Regions from separate parts of the Homo sapiens genome. Here region 2 is linked to region 1. A link is an interaction called in ENCODE POLR2A ChIA-PET data of the cell type or tissue named here. Cell type or tissue: PC-3. All regions are shown on one strand. Each heading gives the region's core, and the rest is flanking DNA. Links, peaks and the distances in the headings are about the cores only.

Region 1 (8,081 bases), core at 1,160-6,159:
TGATAAGAATCTGCTTTGGACAACAGGAGGAGGCACTGGGTTTTGAAGATGTGGGTTTGAGGTGAAATTGGAACACATAAATTGAATTACTTCACAGCTAGGGAGGCTGGAATTCGGTGAGAAAGCCCTAAGCTGTAGCTTTTGGAATTAGACTGGGTGTAATAGATGATGACAAAATCATAGACTAAGGATTCTCTGAGGGAGATATGATCCTTTAATCTTACTTATTGTCTTCTCCCAATATTAGTTCAACTGAAATTTGGGGGAGTTTGGAAGAAGTAAAGATGTTCTAGCCTTAATTATTTCCTGTAGCACTTGGTTTTCCTCTGTGTGCTTCAGGATTAAGCGATGTTTATAGACCTCCCTCTGTTATCTTGTTTTTGCATCTATTAAATAGAGCCATGTGGCCATAACATGCAATTCTCTTTATCTTAGAATATTTTGCTTCAGTTTTACATAGTTAAAATATCGGATTTGTGGCATTTTATTGTTTGATTCCTCAATGCTAATATAAATGAGAAACACAGGGGTCATGATTAATACCTAAATGTCACAAGATTCAGAAAACACAAATATTGGAAATTTCCTCCTCAAGTCTGCTTTCCTTGAGTAATTATTTGTTTAATGACTTTTCCTGTAGTGTGTCTAAGCTCCATTAGGGTAAGGATGATGCCAATAGTTTTCACAGCTGTACTTTCAGGGCCCCTCACAATTCCTGACAAATCAGAATCCCAGACTGTAGAAGACCTATGGAAACTCACCTTATGAGTGATGCTCTGCTAATAAAATTTGCAGCAAAACAAAGTTAAAAAAAATGTAAATTATTTATTCTCAGATGGGAAGTAATTTCACACTTATTATTTTTGAATGCCATAAAATGAGTCCGTGGCTCTGAATTTACAACACTCACATCCATATAGTGGCTGAGAAGAAGCCAAATTAAAATAGCATTTATTGGTGGCTTATCTGGCTCAGTTTTCAAAGCTGTTTAAGTGTTTGTTCAATTAAACCTCCAAAGAGCACTTGATGGAATGTGTGATTACCCAATAGCGCAAAATGGAAAATTCTGTGGTCCAGATAGAATAAATTACTTTCCAAGTTGACAAAACATTATAAATTGATGTTCTGATTCTGCGTTCAGAATCCTTTCTAAACAACAGGATGCATCTACCTTTCCAAACTGGGGAACAAATGATCTACTCAGGAAGATAGCAGGTTGTTTTCAAAATATTTCTTGTAAGTATGGAGCCCAGAATTACAAGTATGGAGCCCAGAAATGTGATGAAAACCACCACCTCTCTCATATTCTAGGTGACCTAAGTTCTTTCTGGAAGTTTTCAATGGGTTTATTTACAGGCATTTATTAAAATAAAATATTAAAAGACAAGTTAACTGAGGTAAATAAAAATCTGCCTATGCTAGCACTATTAATAACAATAAAAAATTGGCATCACCCTAATTGAGCAACAATTAAAGAATATTAGTATAATTAAAATCCACATATGTGATGGAATATGACACCAGGCATCTAAATTCATGTTCAATATATTTAGAGATCAAGAAAATGTAATAGTGCATTTCTAAGTGAAAAAACAATATATATTATAAAAGTTGAATATTGTAATAAAACATATGTACCTGTGTGATTATGTATATATATTTAAACTGGAAGAATATAATTTTATATATATTTAATAGGTACCTCTGAGTTGTAAGATTTCACACCTTTTTATTTCATTTGTATATTTTTTGTTTTATATATTTTATTTCATTTTGTATGTTTCTTTTTTTTCATATTTCTATTTGGCCATTTCTATTTGTATGTTTCTACTTGCTCCGCCTCCCTCTCTTTTTTGTATATTTCTATTTTATAAATTTTCTAAGTGAGCATATATTTTCTTTGTATAAGAAAAATAGCTTTTTACAGAAGGAATGGTAGAGGCCAGAAGTTCAGATAATAGGAGGACCTTAAGCTATAATAATATATCTTCCCTGTTAAAATGGCAAAGGCTCTGGGTTACTACAGGCACAAGGCTGGATCTACTGCAAATGGTATCCAAGGATCTCATCTGTCACTGCAACCTCCTGTACCAGCCTTTTCTTTATTAGATGTTTCCACACATGTTTTCATTCTGGTCCTAATACTGGTCCTGGTCTTGATACTAATTATTGTTGTGGAACATGTTATATTCTTTCTGCTTGCTCTTTCCTACTGTGGGATGTTTTCTCATGCTATTGCCTCTCTTGAATTGCCTGCTAATGGCTGCCCTTTCCAGTGATCTCTTCTTACCCTCCTCAGGTCTTCCCCTGCTGAGGTTTGATGCAATCTGAATGATGGATCTCCAGGGCCTGCTCAGTCCAGCACACAATGCCTCAGTGACTTTTCTGTCCTACGCAGCAGTTACTCTATTTCCTCCTGGGGCCCTAATACATGCTTCTTAGAAGGAGCACATTATATTCCTCTTCCTTTTCTCTTCTTTCTGAGGTGGGTCAGCTGTGACATGAGGGATGGAGAGAGTGGGCCTCTGTGTTTTGCTCTAGTTTTCTGGCTGCAGCTGAACTTGTACTGTTCCTGTTCCATTTCTGGAGGAAGCCAGGGAAAATATCAGGATGAGATGGGGGTGTGTTTAGCAAAACATGGTGTCCCAGATTGTGCCAGGAGTAGGCATGGTAGGCAACCTTTCATAGTGTACAAAGAACTTGCAATCATCCTGAGAGTAGAATACTCTGGCTACATTTTAATGTCTTAAGTAACACCTGCCACATCAGAGCACATCAGCAGAGTTTATATAAATTATCCATTGACATGTGTTGCAGACAGAGATAAAAGCCTAGAGAACATATGGAAGACCAGGCTACTTTTCTAGAATTAGGAATGGAGGAACAGTTAAATGTGGTCCTTGGTCAGGCCCTGGAAACTGCAGTTTCCATTCTCTGGGGTCAGAAATGTTGCTACAAGGAAAGTCCATCCCGAGGGAGGATTTGCTCTCTGACTTTTCCCTTTCTGTGTCTGGATTAAAATAGCTGTGGGACCCCAGTGAGATGGCAGATAATGATTTTTCTCCCTGTGAATGTCCTCAAAGAGTCTGGGATTCAACATCAGAAGATCCTTGGTATAGACAAGCATGCCTGAATCATCAGAAATCTTTGTCTTAATCCAAAGAGGTATTCTTTGCTTGACGAGCAAGTACAGATCCACTCCACTTATTGAGAAGTTCATGTTGTCTAGGGACCTCAATAGCCCCATCTTTTTTTTTGCATCCCCTCAAAAGATAAATTTAGGTGAAGCTTCAGGTAAGGAGTTGCTTTTTCATGACATGTAAAATGTTTTCCCACTAAAATAATACACTTATGCCCACAGAGTAACCTATGATTTACTTCTGAGTATTCAAAGATCTGTTACTGAGCTCTATACTTTTAATCAAGATAGTTATTCAAGGTTTAACTTTTTAAACATTTGTTTCTGAAGAAGAATGGAATAGGCTTTCCAAATACATAGTACTGAGGATACAATGGGTGGAGTAGAGATGGCTCTTCATTGTAAAAGTCATCTTAAATCCTGATTGTCTCTACTTTAGTGATTGTATTAGAGGGCAACAACCTGAGACAATATTTCAGAGCATCATTCCAAGGACACACCAGGAGGAAAAATGGCCAAATCTTTCCCAGTATTCTCACTTTTGTCCTTTATCTTGATACATTTGGTGTTATCTTCTGGTGAGTAATTTAGCTGGTCTTGGCCAGCAGTTGAAATTGATTTGTGGGCTTTTACATCATAATCTGAGAGAGAATGCTTTGAAATTGTTCTTTAACTGGGATGAATATATATATATGTGTATATATATATAAATTATCCATTGACGTGTTGCAGAGTGTATATATGTATATATATATTTATATATATACTCAGAGTATATGACAAAATGAAGGTCTCTGCCCATTGAATCAGTATTTTAGACTCTCTCTGTCTCTATATTTGTATATACACACATATACATATACATATATATACACACACATGTATATATATACTCTGAGTATACTCAGAGTATATATATGTATACACATACTCAGAGTATATATATATATATACACACACACACACACACACACATACATATATATATATATAGAGAGAGAGAGTCTAAAAGACTGATTCAATGGGCAGAGACCTTTGTTTTGCCATCTTTTGCATGCCGATTATGAGATTTAACTCATGAGGGCAAGGAGGCTTGGGTGACTCACTGAGGTAACATGTAAAAGTGACTAGCAATATAATATGCATACATGAGATCACATCTGGAAAATTTAGAGTGTTTGATTTGCTGTGTATTTGACTGGACCATTATCTTTTGTGCCCTCTTCTAGAGAAGAAATCATGTAGGGAGTCATAAAGAGGCCTAGCCTCAAGGGCTGCAGAGCTTGCTTTTTCACATATCTACCAAGAATTCCTGAGTATTACCCAGGTGTCTTTCATGCCTAAAAAAATATGATGATTGGGCCAAAAGATCACTTTAAAGTTACAGCATTGCTTATTTCTTTCATACATAGATTACCAGCTCTAAGTCCTCTCAAGTCCAAGCTAATTAGGAAAATTATTTAGTACACTGGACTGCCAGCCTTTATGAAACAGTGATGCATCTATATAGTCCCCTGCTGATATCAATTAGGAGTAAAAGATTTATTTCACATTTAAAAAAATGAATGAATACATGTATAAATGAAATAATGTTTTCCATTGCTGAAAACTTCCTTGATAATAAATTAGAACTCGTTTATTCTGCCAACAGATTAAGCTATGATTTAACAGGAATTAAATTCTGTAACTATTTTCATGTATTCTCTAGTTTCAGGCCCTAGACACTGGTGGCCACCACGTGGAATTATTAAGGTAATGTTCCATTAAATTTCCCCCCAGGACTTACATTATAATATGAGTTCTTTTTTTTTGGAATTGTTACTGTGGAAACTTAATGCCTCAAGGTCACCCGTAATAGTCTTCAAGGCCTATTTGTACGAGGGTGGTGGATACACTGCTGAAACAGTACCCCAGAGTAGAGATCCAAACTTGGAACCCAGACAACATTCACTCATACATACACCAGAGAACCCTCTTTAGTGCCTGAGAAATATTGAAGAGTATTGACAATTGCCAGGAGCATGACAGGTTCTTAAGAGCCTATGGACTTGGGCATAACATGGTCCTGGCTCTCAAGGAGCTCACAGTCTGATGGAAACAATGACTTAAAAGAATGCTCCTAAATGTCTTGAGATGTACAGAGAATGCCTATGTAAGTTGTGAATGCAGAAGGCAACTTCTGGATATGGATGGAAGAAAATGTGAAGAACAGTAGATACCTGAACAGAGCCTCAAACTATGTTTGCAACTTGGATGAGGGCAAAATGGAGACATCTTTTTCATTTTCGTCTACCTTAATGAGCACTGCATATAATGTGAGGTCAATCGATATTTGATAAGTGAGGGAAAAGATGAATGAGGGATTAAACTTTTCATTTTGATTCACATTTGCATCACTGTATTCCTTCCCTTTAGAAGTATTAGCACCTTAAGCTTTTGTCTAATTCATAAATTTTAAATTTTATTTCTTCTTTGTAAAAAAGTCTGTCATGAGTTGACTGCTGAGAAAGATATTTTGAGGGCAGCTCTACCTTCAAGAGACCCGGGGACCAGAATGTGAAGCTTGTCAGAGGCTACTGCCCCAGAAAATATCTGCAGAATTTGTCCAGGATTTATACCCTGGTCTCATAAAGCTGAGTTCTGGAATTTTCTTCTGCAGAAATTTACCTGCAGGATAAGTCTGCCTCATGCCCATAAATCCATAAACAATAATAAATGCGCTCACTTTTACTTATTTTCTTTAAAAAATATTTATTAATCACCTATGCTGTGCCCTAAGATACACTATTGAGGAAAGCAGTTATATTCCTTTTCCTCATGAACCTTGCAGATAACCAAAAAAGGAAGAAACCAACTATGATTTATGGTAAATTTTATAAATACAAGAAATAAAATGGTATGATAGAGAATATCTGTTGAGTGTAGAGATAACTACTATAAACAATGGGTTCAGGCAAGGTTTGTCTGTCATGGGGATATCTAAGGTGAGACTTGAAGGATAAAAAGTAGCCACCCAGGTGAAGAGGGGGGAGAAAGACCTTACCTACCTGGGTCACTAATTGAAGCCCTGTGTGACTGGAGCACAGACAGGGAAGAAAAGTGGCGGATGCTACAGTGAGAGCAGCAGGTGGGATTCTCACCTGAAGAATGCATAACTTCCTCCAAAGAGAGAGAGAGAGAAAAGAAGCTATATTTATAGACAACAATATAAACTGTTCTTACTCTTGTCTTTGATAACTGTATATTCTTTCAGATTCAACTATTTTATATCTCATTTATTCATTTGGCAAATGTTTATATAGCAATGACTAATGCCAATATATGTGCTGGGCACATAATGACTAGCCTAATCAGACACAAATCTTTCCCTTCTGGGCTTATACTCCTTTGGGGGTGTGGGATTAGTTAAATAATTAAACAAATGCGTTGTTACAAACTGATTAAAAGTATAAAAATAAATAACAGAGAGTTGTGACCGTATTTTAATAAATAGTTCTCAGAAAGTGGGTTATAACCTGAGCTCTAAAGTTAGAATGAGTTTAGGTTGAGAAAAAATATATTTGGTGGGGTGGTTATGACACGTCAGAAGACCTTGAGGTGAGGGAAAGATAAAGAATTTATAAAAAAGAAAAGCAAACTAACGAACTTACTAAAAGGGCAGAAAGCAAGGTAGTATCAGGTAAGGGCGGAAGATTTGGGAGGTTCCAGGTCACATAGGGACTTTTAGCCCATATTAAGAAATACTTTTTTATAATGTGCAATGAGGTTCGACGAAAGGACCTTAATCAAGGAAATAAAATGATTCAATAGAAGTTTAAAATATGAAACTTCAGGAAATAAGGAATAAAGGAAATGGAGGGATTAGTTGGGTAACGATGGTGGCCTGGCCATGATGGTGGTGTTGAATAAAAAAAGAGGGAAGAGGAATTTCTAAGTTAAAACATGACCCCCTTCTTTCCAAATTCCTAGCCAAAACTTTCTCCTACTTTGTGCGTGAGGTATTTTATCTGTACCAATCTCATGACACTTATGGAGTCCCTGAGAACACTAGCCTCAAGCTTCATAATCCCAGAGTCACTACTTCAATTCATCACCAGCACCAGCATTGTCCAGAGGAGAACTTCCCCCTGAAAACAAACATCCCTGAGTCCGGGTCCCTGAGGAGACATGTCCCTTCCTTTGTTTTCGATTTTTTTCTACAGTGTCAGGGCATTAGTCTTAGTGATCTTGCACTTTACAACTTTGAAATAGGAAATGGCTTGAGGATTTAGAGAGTGAAAAAAAAGTGATAAATATTTGAAATCAAGGCATGTGGATTCTTCCATTATTGATCTTCAGTTTTCTTTGCTGAGCTGTCATAGAAAGTCTCTAAGAATCTTTCCAGATCTAATAATTGGGGCATAAAGAAGACTGAGAGAGAAGCCCCAGATAAATAATCTATTTATCTACTCTTCTTATTCTTTTTTTTAACCATAGCATAGTTGGCCATTGTTCTCCTTTATTGAGAAGGTCCTGACAACCAGGGCATCATATTGTCACCAAATGGGATATATATAGGTTCTAGTTCCATGGCTTTGTGGAGATGGGAAAGAGAGCTTTTGTGAGAGTGGAATATTGTCTTGACTATGCTTAGATTTTTTTTTTTTTTTTTTTTAGGTGGGGTCTTACTGTGTTGCCTAGGCTGGAGTGGAATGGCACCATCATTGCTCACTGCAGTCAAGTGATCCTCCTGCCCCATCCTTCTGAGAAGCTGGGACTGCAGGCGTGCACCACCATGCCAGGCTAATTAAAAAAAAAAAAACTGGAGAGACAGGGTATCGCTCTGTTGCCTAGGCTGATCTTGAACTCCTGGGCTCAAGCAATCCTCCCACCTCAGCCTCCCAAAATGTTGGAATGACAGGCATGAGCCACCACGCCTAGACTATGCTTAGATTTTTCCTAA
Region 2 (8,081 bases), core at 1,127-6,126, 530 kb before region 1:
GAAAGATAAAAAAGTTCTTTTTCTAAGCAAGAAACTAAAAAATGGCTTAACAAAATCCAATATTGTCTAGCTTTGAAAATGTATGTTTTCAAACAGCAAGAACAAGAACTATGTACTCAACTATCTTTAAAAGAACAAAAGCATTGATCTAAGCTGGTTCTAATGTTTCTAGAGTCAAGGTTTGTTGACATAAAAGCTATAACAATTCAAAAGCTGCAGAGGAGAGAAGAATACAGGGAAAGCTGTCTTATTGATATTTTTATGTCCACAGTGCTTTTATGCTGTGACTGCTGCACGCTAATTCAGAGCACTCTCACAGATACACACTAACCTTGGCTTCTCGTTCAGCGTCGATGATGCCTCCCGTCTGCTCCTGTAGGAGGGCATATGCTCTTTGGAGGGCCTGATATTCTTTTGTTAATTGTCGAAATCTTAGTTCAGATTCTTCAGCTGCTAAACTCTTGAGGTTAAGAAAAAAAGCCCCAAAACAATTGTGTTATGTTCAGGTCCTGTTTTCAATGTGAAATATTAACATTTGCCCACTTTTTACAAGAAGTAAAAGGTTGTTTAACAGTCTATTTGATTTTATTTTTAGCTCTGAAGTGTATATACGGGCACAAATACTGTAATACTTTCAAGATGGACACTGCAGAAATACATAAATATTTATTTTAGTAAAAGAAGCATTTAGCATTTGATACATTTCTCATTGTTAATCATTTGAGCTTAGAATGTAGTCAATTTTGGATCCAAATAAGAAAAAGTCATATCCAGATTTTGGACCTAAATTTGAGGAAATGATACCCTAGAATTTTCTTATTTCTTTTCAGTATGTTCATCTCCAGCAACTTGTTTTTTCCCCCAGATAAATCATAAAATCTGTTTTATTGCATTACATCTTAAACTTCAGGACATAACATAATCAGCAGGGAATTTTGGGAAACAATGCAGACTGGGGTGTTTCACTCCTAAGATCCTGAGTCAGGAGTTGCATGGTAGAGTCCAGGACTTTTCATTGTAACTGAGCCCTCTAGATCATTCTGATGAGGATGGTCCACAGAACACACTTCACTCAACAGTGTCAGACCACATCCAAAAGCCTGCTAAGGCCTCTTGGGTTCCTACCTTCCCTAGATAAAGAATATTGGAAAGTAACTTTTATTTTGAAAGAAGTCTTCAAATTAGAGAGTTGAACTGGAGAGAAATTTCTAAAAGGTTTACCTGCTATAAGTGAAGCTATTTTTCAAGAGATAATAAAGTGCAGCCTCAAAATTGTTTACTATTATGAGATCACTTTGTGCTGTTTATATAAAGGAGATGAAAAGTGAAATCCTTTTTCTTCCCCCTTAAATCAAAGATTTGGTGACAATATCACCCTAGGCTAGAGAAGTAGAAAAGCTTACTTCATCCAAGTCATCATCAGGAGTAGCTGGTGTTCTGTCTGTTCTAAATGAGGCCATGGATGATGTCTCTGAATCCATAGAGTCCTCATCATAGCCAATAAACGGGTCCAAAACAGGCCTCTAAATGGAGGGAAAGTACCTATTTACTGACATAGCTAACAGTAGGGAAAGTTGAACGTTAAAATACTGTCAACTGGCATACGTGTAAGTGAATATAGAAGACATGGATCCTCTATGCTTCTTTGTTGAAATAAAAACATTAGGCATGAGCATAATTCCAATAAGTGTTTCTCTCATATTATTTCACTTCTGACATCTTAAGAAAAATTCATAATATGTAGCTTTTTTCATAGAAACACTGAAACCTCTTTCATATTACATTTTATATCATGATGAGCTAGTGTGGTTTACTCTTTCCTGTATTTAAACTATGACCAAAGGATTTTGAAAACTCAGGTATCTATGTGATGGAGATGATCAAATCTTAAGCCTTGTCATCCAAGTCCACATTAAAAACCAATGGTATACTTGGTAAAAACCAAAATAAAAATCAAATAGACAAACTGAATAACAAAACTTTGTGGATTATAAGAGGCTATACAGATATTGATGGATTGGGAGCATTGCTATCAATAAGATTGTCTGAATGAATAATGAAAATGTATTAATTGTCATAAGTGGGAGACATCAAATCATGTGCATTTCTTGAATATGACTCTCCAACTTGTCAGGTAATCCTTTCTACATCAAACCTAGGGGCATCTCCATTTAGAGAAAGTTATATTAAAGCAAACCCCTTTCAGGTTAAAATTTACAACATAATCATTTTTAGACTTCGAAGAAATGTCAACAGAAAATATTTTCTTCTAGCAAATAATGCCCATGGTTTGCTGCAACAGTTCTGGAACACCTGATTCATCACATCTTTGTAGGAAGATTCCATGCCAAGCCTCATCTCTCTGGCTGTTTGTGGCAAATGCCTGATAACTTTGATTTCTTATTACCTTAATTGGCTTGGAACTTCTTCTATGCTTTCTTCTACGGATGAGCTTTTCTCGGTCCTGGAAAACAGATGAAAGATTTTCAGATCCAGAATTGGTAGATGTTTCTTTATAGTTTTTTGCAAAGACAGAGTGTTCTTTCCCATAAGGCATTATATTTGGAATAGAATAAGACTTTGTTTTTTAAATTTTGGCAACTTTTGGGATTGATACTTAAATATATTCAAAACAAGAATCTTCTACAACTATTCCTGATGAGTTATGTGGATCAAGGAGCCTCATGATCAGAAAGTGTACTGTGTTCCTAATCAGAATCCTGTTTTATACTTGAACATCAAGTAGCTATGAAAATAGTTACTTATATTCCCCCAAAGCACAGTACTTTAGTTCTCCTAGATCCAAAATTACTTTAAATTTGTGTTAAAAATACAATTTCACAATAAAGTAAAACCGTATTCTTTTCATTTAGTCATTTGAAATGCATAGAAAGCTGTCTTTGGCCTATTTTTGCATCCTTGTTCTCACCTGCAGTCCCTGAAAATAGGACAGGGAACAGAGTAGCTAGCGGGTTGGAGCCATTTAGTGTTTCTGTTTTGTCTTCAGTTTTTAAAAAATTTTCTGGGAATCTCAAAGAATGCCTAGAAATATTGATCAATTTCATGATTTATTGTTGCTGTGAATAGAGATATCATGGGAATTTGGGGTTTATTCACTAAGCACTCCATGTATTTACTGTAAAAATTTAAACTAGATAGAATGTCTTTTGAAAAGTCCGATGAGTGTGCCTAAATAGCCCAAAATTCTATAAAAAATTTACAGCTTAATCTCAGGATACTCAAAGCCAGGCAAATTCCTGGGCTCATGAATTTGTAAAATGTATGAGTTATTAGGATGTGAAAATGAAATGAGGAAAACAGGGAGTAATGAGTAATCTTGTTTAAGCCAGTGGTGTTCGGGCTTTTTTTTTTTCACCTTTATAAGTAAAAATGCAGCCTCTATATATGAGACTTTTACAATTTACACATTATTGTGATGGTTAATATTGAGTGTCAATTTGATTGGATTGAAGGATACAAAGTATTGTTCCTGGGTGTGTCTACGTGGGTGTTGCCAAAGGAGGTTTAACGTTTGAGTCAGTGGACTGGGAAAGGTAGACTCACCCTCAATCTGGGTGAGCACAATCTAAACAGCTGCCATCACAGCCAGAATAAAAACAGGCAGAAGCACGTGAAGAGACTAGACTGGTTGAGTCTCCCAGCCTACATCTTTCTCCTGATTCTTCCTGCCCTGGAACATCAGACTCCAAGTTCTTCAGCTTTGGGACTTGGACTGGCTTCCTTGCTCTTCAGCTTGCAGATGACCTATTGTGGGACCTCACCTTGCGATCGTGTGTGCCAATACTCCTTAATAAACTCCCCATTATATATACATCTATCCTATTACTTCTGTCCCTCTAGAGAGCCCTAATACAATTATATATTTAAATTACCTTCCTAATCTAATGTATTCATTGTAACATATAGTCAACATAGAAATTTTAAAAAGGATGAATCATAAGTAATTATAAACAGAAGCTATAACCTTTCTCTGTCTCAGTGGCAGTGAATCACTTTTCTCACCTCACTCTGGAGACTATTGCCTAACTCCCTCCTTGCAATTCAAGTCTTTAGGCCTTGACTTGGTCCTGAAGTGAGAGCAACCAACGATGTCATTCACAGAACACAGATGGAGAGGCAAAGAAGAAAACCCAAAGGCACCTAGAGGTCTTAGTGCATCCTTACTAGCAACACAAACCTCAGCCAAACTCTGATGGAAGTAATAACTGCTCTACCCACTCAGTAGGTACTGAAGTAATGATCAGAAAATCTGGGCTGAAATTTTAGCTCTGTTATGTAATTATATTGTTGCTGTTCATCCAACAAATATTTGTTGAACTGTAACTATGTGCTAGACACTGAATTGAGACCTGGGAAACAAGGTATATATGTGATGTTGTTAGCATAGACAACATATTAAATCTCTGAGCCTCGGGATCCTGCTACTGGAAGGCAGTTACAAGACACACCCAACCTACCTACAAACTTATACAACGAGGCATTTAAAAGTTCTTTTAATGTGCTTTGCTGTTATTATTTGTGCTACCAAATTAGTTAACAAAGGGTTATAATTTAAAAGGTGTAAAGCAGTTGAACAATATAAAATATTGGAATACAGTCTCTAGAACAAAATTACATATTTAACATATGAACTTGGGCCTCTGGGGTTAAACTAAAATTAACTGCTTTCAGTGTATATTTTGTTGGCTACTTGTCCTTGGGAACAACTTAGGGTTTACAGATTGATTGACACGTACCCTTGTGAGCTCATCAATAATGTTCTGTTGCTCAATGACCTGAAGTTTTAGAAACTCTGTTTCTTGTTCTTCATTAGCTTGGTCGAGGTCATTCAGAGATTTTAATTTCTTCAGGGGTGGATGGGATGTTATTTTTTCTCTCTGGATTGGAAAAGAAGAAAGTACAGGTGGAGACTTTAAAAACCTCAAACTTTGGTTGTTAACATAAAATATCTGTAGAAAGTTTATGAGGCTCCAGCTAAATTTGGAAATTGCCCAGCCTGAATACACATACACCAACTAAATCCTCAAGCACATTTTATCTGCCATAATAAGTCATTATCATTGGGGATTGTCAAAGATCTCTATAGATGTATTGAAAGTCTATTAAGGAGTACATTATCATTTCACTTGTCCGCATATAACACAAGTAATGGTATCTATTTCCCAAATATCATGCACGATCTTAGAAGACAAGGTGTGCCTGGGGTATAGGTCTGTAAATAGCATGTTAGTGAAGTCATGGATGGTTTCTGTGGCTAAGTTATGTCAAAGCTTTCCTTCTCCATTTCCAAGCTTTGGAAAGTGTGCAAATTCCTGGAAGCACTCCTACAGTTTTGCAAATATAGAAACCTCATAAAATTCAGAGCCAGCAACCTTCTCTTGCTTTCTTCATTAAGGCTTCCTTGCTTACATAAGGAAAAATCCAAATAGCACTGTATTTTTAAAATAAGCTGAGAAATGGCAATAAGTCAGGTTATTAAGGTAATATAATCAAGGAAGCTGCAGTTTTGCAGAGTCTGTGATACACACCATTTCTGAATTTTCCTTGGTAACGGCTTTTAGTTTTTCTTCCATGCGCTGCAAGGACACCATCAGTTCATCGTTTCTCTTGGCGAGGCACTTGTTCCTTTCCAGGAGAGGTTTACATTGCTTTTCGGTTTCCCGCACACGTTTTAACTGGGAAGAAATAAGTGAAGATTTGTGTCTTGCGTTTGGGGGACGTGGGGGCAGGGGAGTAAAGTGGTGGGAGTGAAAGCACCTCTGGAGACAGCCTTGTCTCTGCTTCACTATGTGGCTGAGGACTGACCACTGACATTTCAATCCTTCATTTAACAGACTGTTTGCTTTCTTTTCAGTTTTCTCTAACGGTTTTTCATCACAGCCTTCATAGCCTTATATCAATCCATTGTCTTAAGGAAAGTACTCCAGAGACTGGTTTTGGAAATGCTCGGGAGGACGCGCTCTCCTTGCTTTCTTTCGCTTCCCCGACTTGTTACTCCACCGTGCTCAGCTGCAATCCCTGCACCTGGAATGACCTGCATTAGCTCAGAGATAAAGGAGCTCACCCAGACCACACGGCCACTAAGTAATGCGACCAGGAGCTGAATCCAAGCCTGGTTATGTCCAAAGGTCATTCTTTCAGAGACCTTGTGGAAATCTCCTGACTCGCACTACAGTTGTTATTTTAAAAGAAATTTTATCGAGGGGAAAAAAACCACACGTAAGTTTGAAACTCTGTGGATGTTTGTGTAAGGATATCAAATTCTCCCCAAGCTTAGTAAAGTATGATTGTATTGTTATCCACCCATAATTAAGAGTGAGCATACTCTCATTTGCTTGGTTAGTCTAAAGCAGGGTTTCTCAGTCTCGGCGTCTGTGACATTTTGAGCCGGATGTTTTTTTGATGTAAGGTGTCCTGTGCAGTGGAGGATGTTTAGCGGCATCCTTGGCCTCTGCTGGCTAGATGCCAGTAACACTCTGCTAATTGCGACCATCAAAAACATCAGATATTGCCAAAATCGCCTGTAGTTGGGAACCACTGGTCTAAGTTTATGAAAATTGTCTTGAGGGGATTGTCAATAGTCCTCCCCTTTACTTTTAAAACACTCCTTTTTGTATATTTCATGATCATCCTATACATTATAGATTTTCATTTTCAGCTTCTCATGATTAGCTTATTCTTTTCTTACTAATGATTCTGAATGTGAGTATGTATTGGGAGAAGAGCAAGGAAAAAGGAGGGCTGTATTCGAAATATTTGAGAAGACTTTTTAAAGTGCGCACTACTGTTCTTGAGATTCTAAGATTTTGGGAAGTGCTGAGGTGGAAGACTTAGCTAATTATGAATATTTGTAAAATCTCATCTTACGATTCTTAAACAGCACTTCTGCAAATCCATCTCAATCTCAATTTCGTATTAAAGAAATAACTCCATTTCATATTAAAGGCCAAAACTGGGTTTATTTTTACAAATAATCTGACTTAGTCCTGAAGCATTAATGCCTTAGTCCTTAGTGCCTGAAGCATTAATATTAAATATTGCATACATATAAGGACAATAAGTTATTCTTATTTTTTAATCTGTCTCTTCTGAAGGTCAATGATGTGAGTTTTAAATATTTAAATTTACTTATTAATACAATTCACAGAAAATGCAGATATACATAAAGAAAATATCTATAATTCTATCACATCATACATCAATAACCATAGTCCCACAATACCCAACAAAATGTTCCTTTTAAGATACACCTTAAATAAAACACAGAAAGGTTGGAAAAAAGTGTGTTTGTGTGTGTATATATGTATGTGTAAATATGTATGTATATATGTATGTCTATATAGTTATAAATACATATATATATACACATACACATGTATATGCACACTAACACTAAAACAAAAATCTGATGTAGTTCAACTAATAACAACGACTTTAAGCCAAGAAGTATTACCAGAGGAAAAAAAAAGCATAATGATTAAAGGGTCAATACACACAAAAAATATAACAAATATTAATTTATATTCATCTAGTAACATAATTTCTAATATATTATAAATACATATTATTGTTCTACATATAAAGTTAAATTTAAAGAACTAAGAAGGATATAGACAAATCTTTTGGGAGAACAAGCAGACAAAAATATCAGTAAGAATTGAAAAATTTTAAACAAGATTATTAACAAACTTCAATCAAACTGCAACTAATAATTACAGAGTATGCCTCCTTTTCATGTAAACATGTAACATTGCTAAAATTGACTGTATGCTGAGGTCATAAAGCAAATCTCAACAAATTTTGAAGGAATGAAATATACAAAGTACATTCTCTGACTATAGTAGAATTAAGGTAGAAATTGATACCAGAAAGATAACTAAAAAAATCTCTAAATGTTTTGAAATTAAGCCATCTACTTCTAAGTGACCCATATATCAAAGAAAAATTACATGATATTAGAAAAATTTTTGAATGAAATAACAATATATTAAACTAAAGCAAGGCTTAGAGGGTCAATTACAGCCTAAAATGCATATATTTGAAAAAAGGAAAGGCTGAAA

What was found. Peaks named below come from ENCODE experiments on the same cell type or tissue, not always from the same donor. Only the 100,000 strongest peaks of a DNase experiment are listed, where the experiment ranks them.
Region 2: POLR2A ChIA-PET joins it to region 1 with 5 read pairs; 1 of 35 experiments calls an interaction of 5 or more read pairs at or near these places.

Annotation. Positions count from the first base shown.
Region 1 is chr5:148,166,083-148,174,163 of GRCh38, forward strand. SPINK14 (serine peptidase inhibitor Kazal type 14 (putative)) reads left to right here and starts at 2,464. Exons shown (of 5, transcript NM_001001325.2): 1 at 2,464-2,485; 2 at 3,579-3,717; 3 at 4,848-4,891. The coding sequence starts at 3,651. In PC-3, for the core only: no CTCF peak of the experiment used is centred there; a DNase peak (open chromatin) is centred at 4,239; H3K27ac peaks cover 216 bases.
Region 2 is chr5:147,639,301-147,647,381 of GRCh38, forward strand. JAKMIP2 (janus kinase and microtubule interacting protein 2) reads right to left here. Exons shown (of 22, transcript NM_001270941.2): 6 at 5,550-5,696; 7 at 4,758-4,898; 8 at 2,408-2,464; 9 at 1,404-1,523; 10 at 332-460. All of the region lies in intron 3 of JAKMIP2-AS1 (JAKMIP2 antisense RNA 1), which reads left to right. Among named protein-coding and RNA genes, the nearest start is that of JAKMIP2-AS1, 83 kb to the left of the region's middle. In PC-3, for the core only: no CTCF peak of the experiment used is centred there; no DNase peak of the experiment used is centred there; H3K4me3 peaks cover 542 bases; H3K27me3 peaks cover 1,010 bases.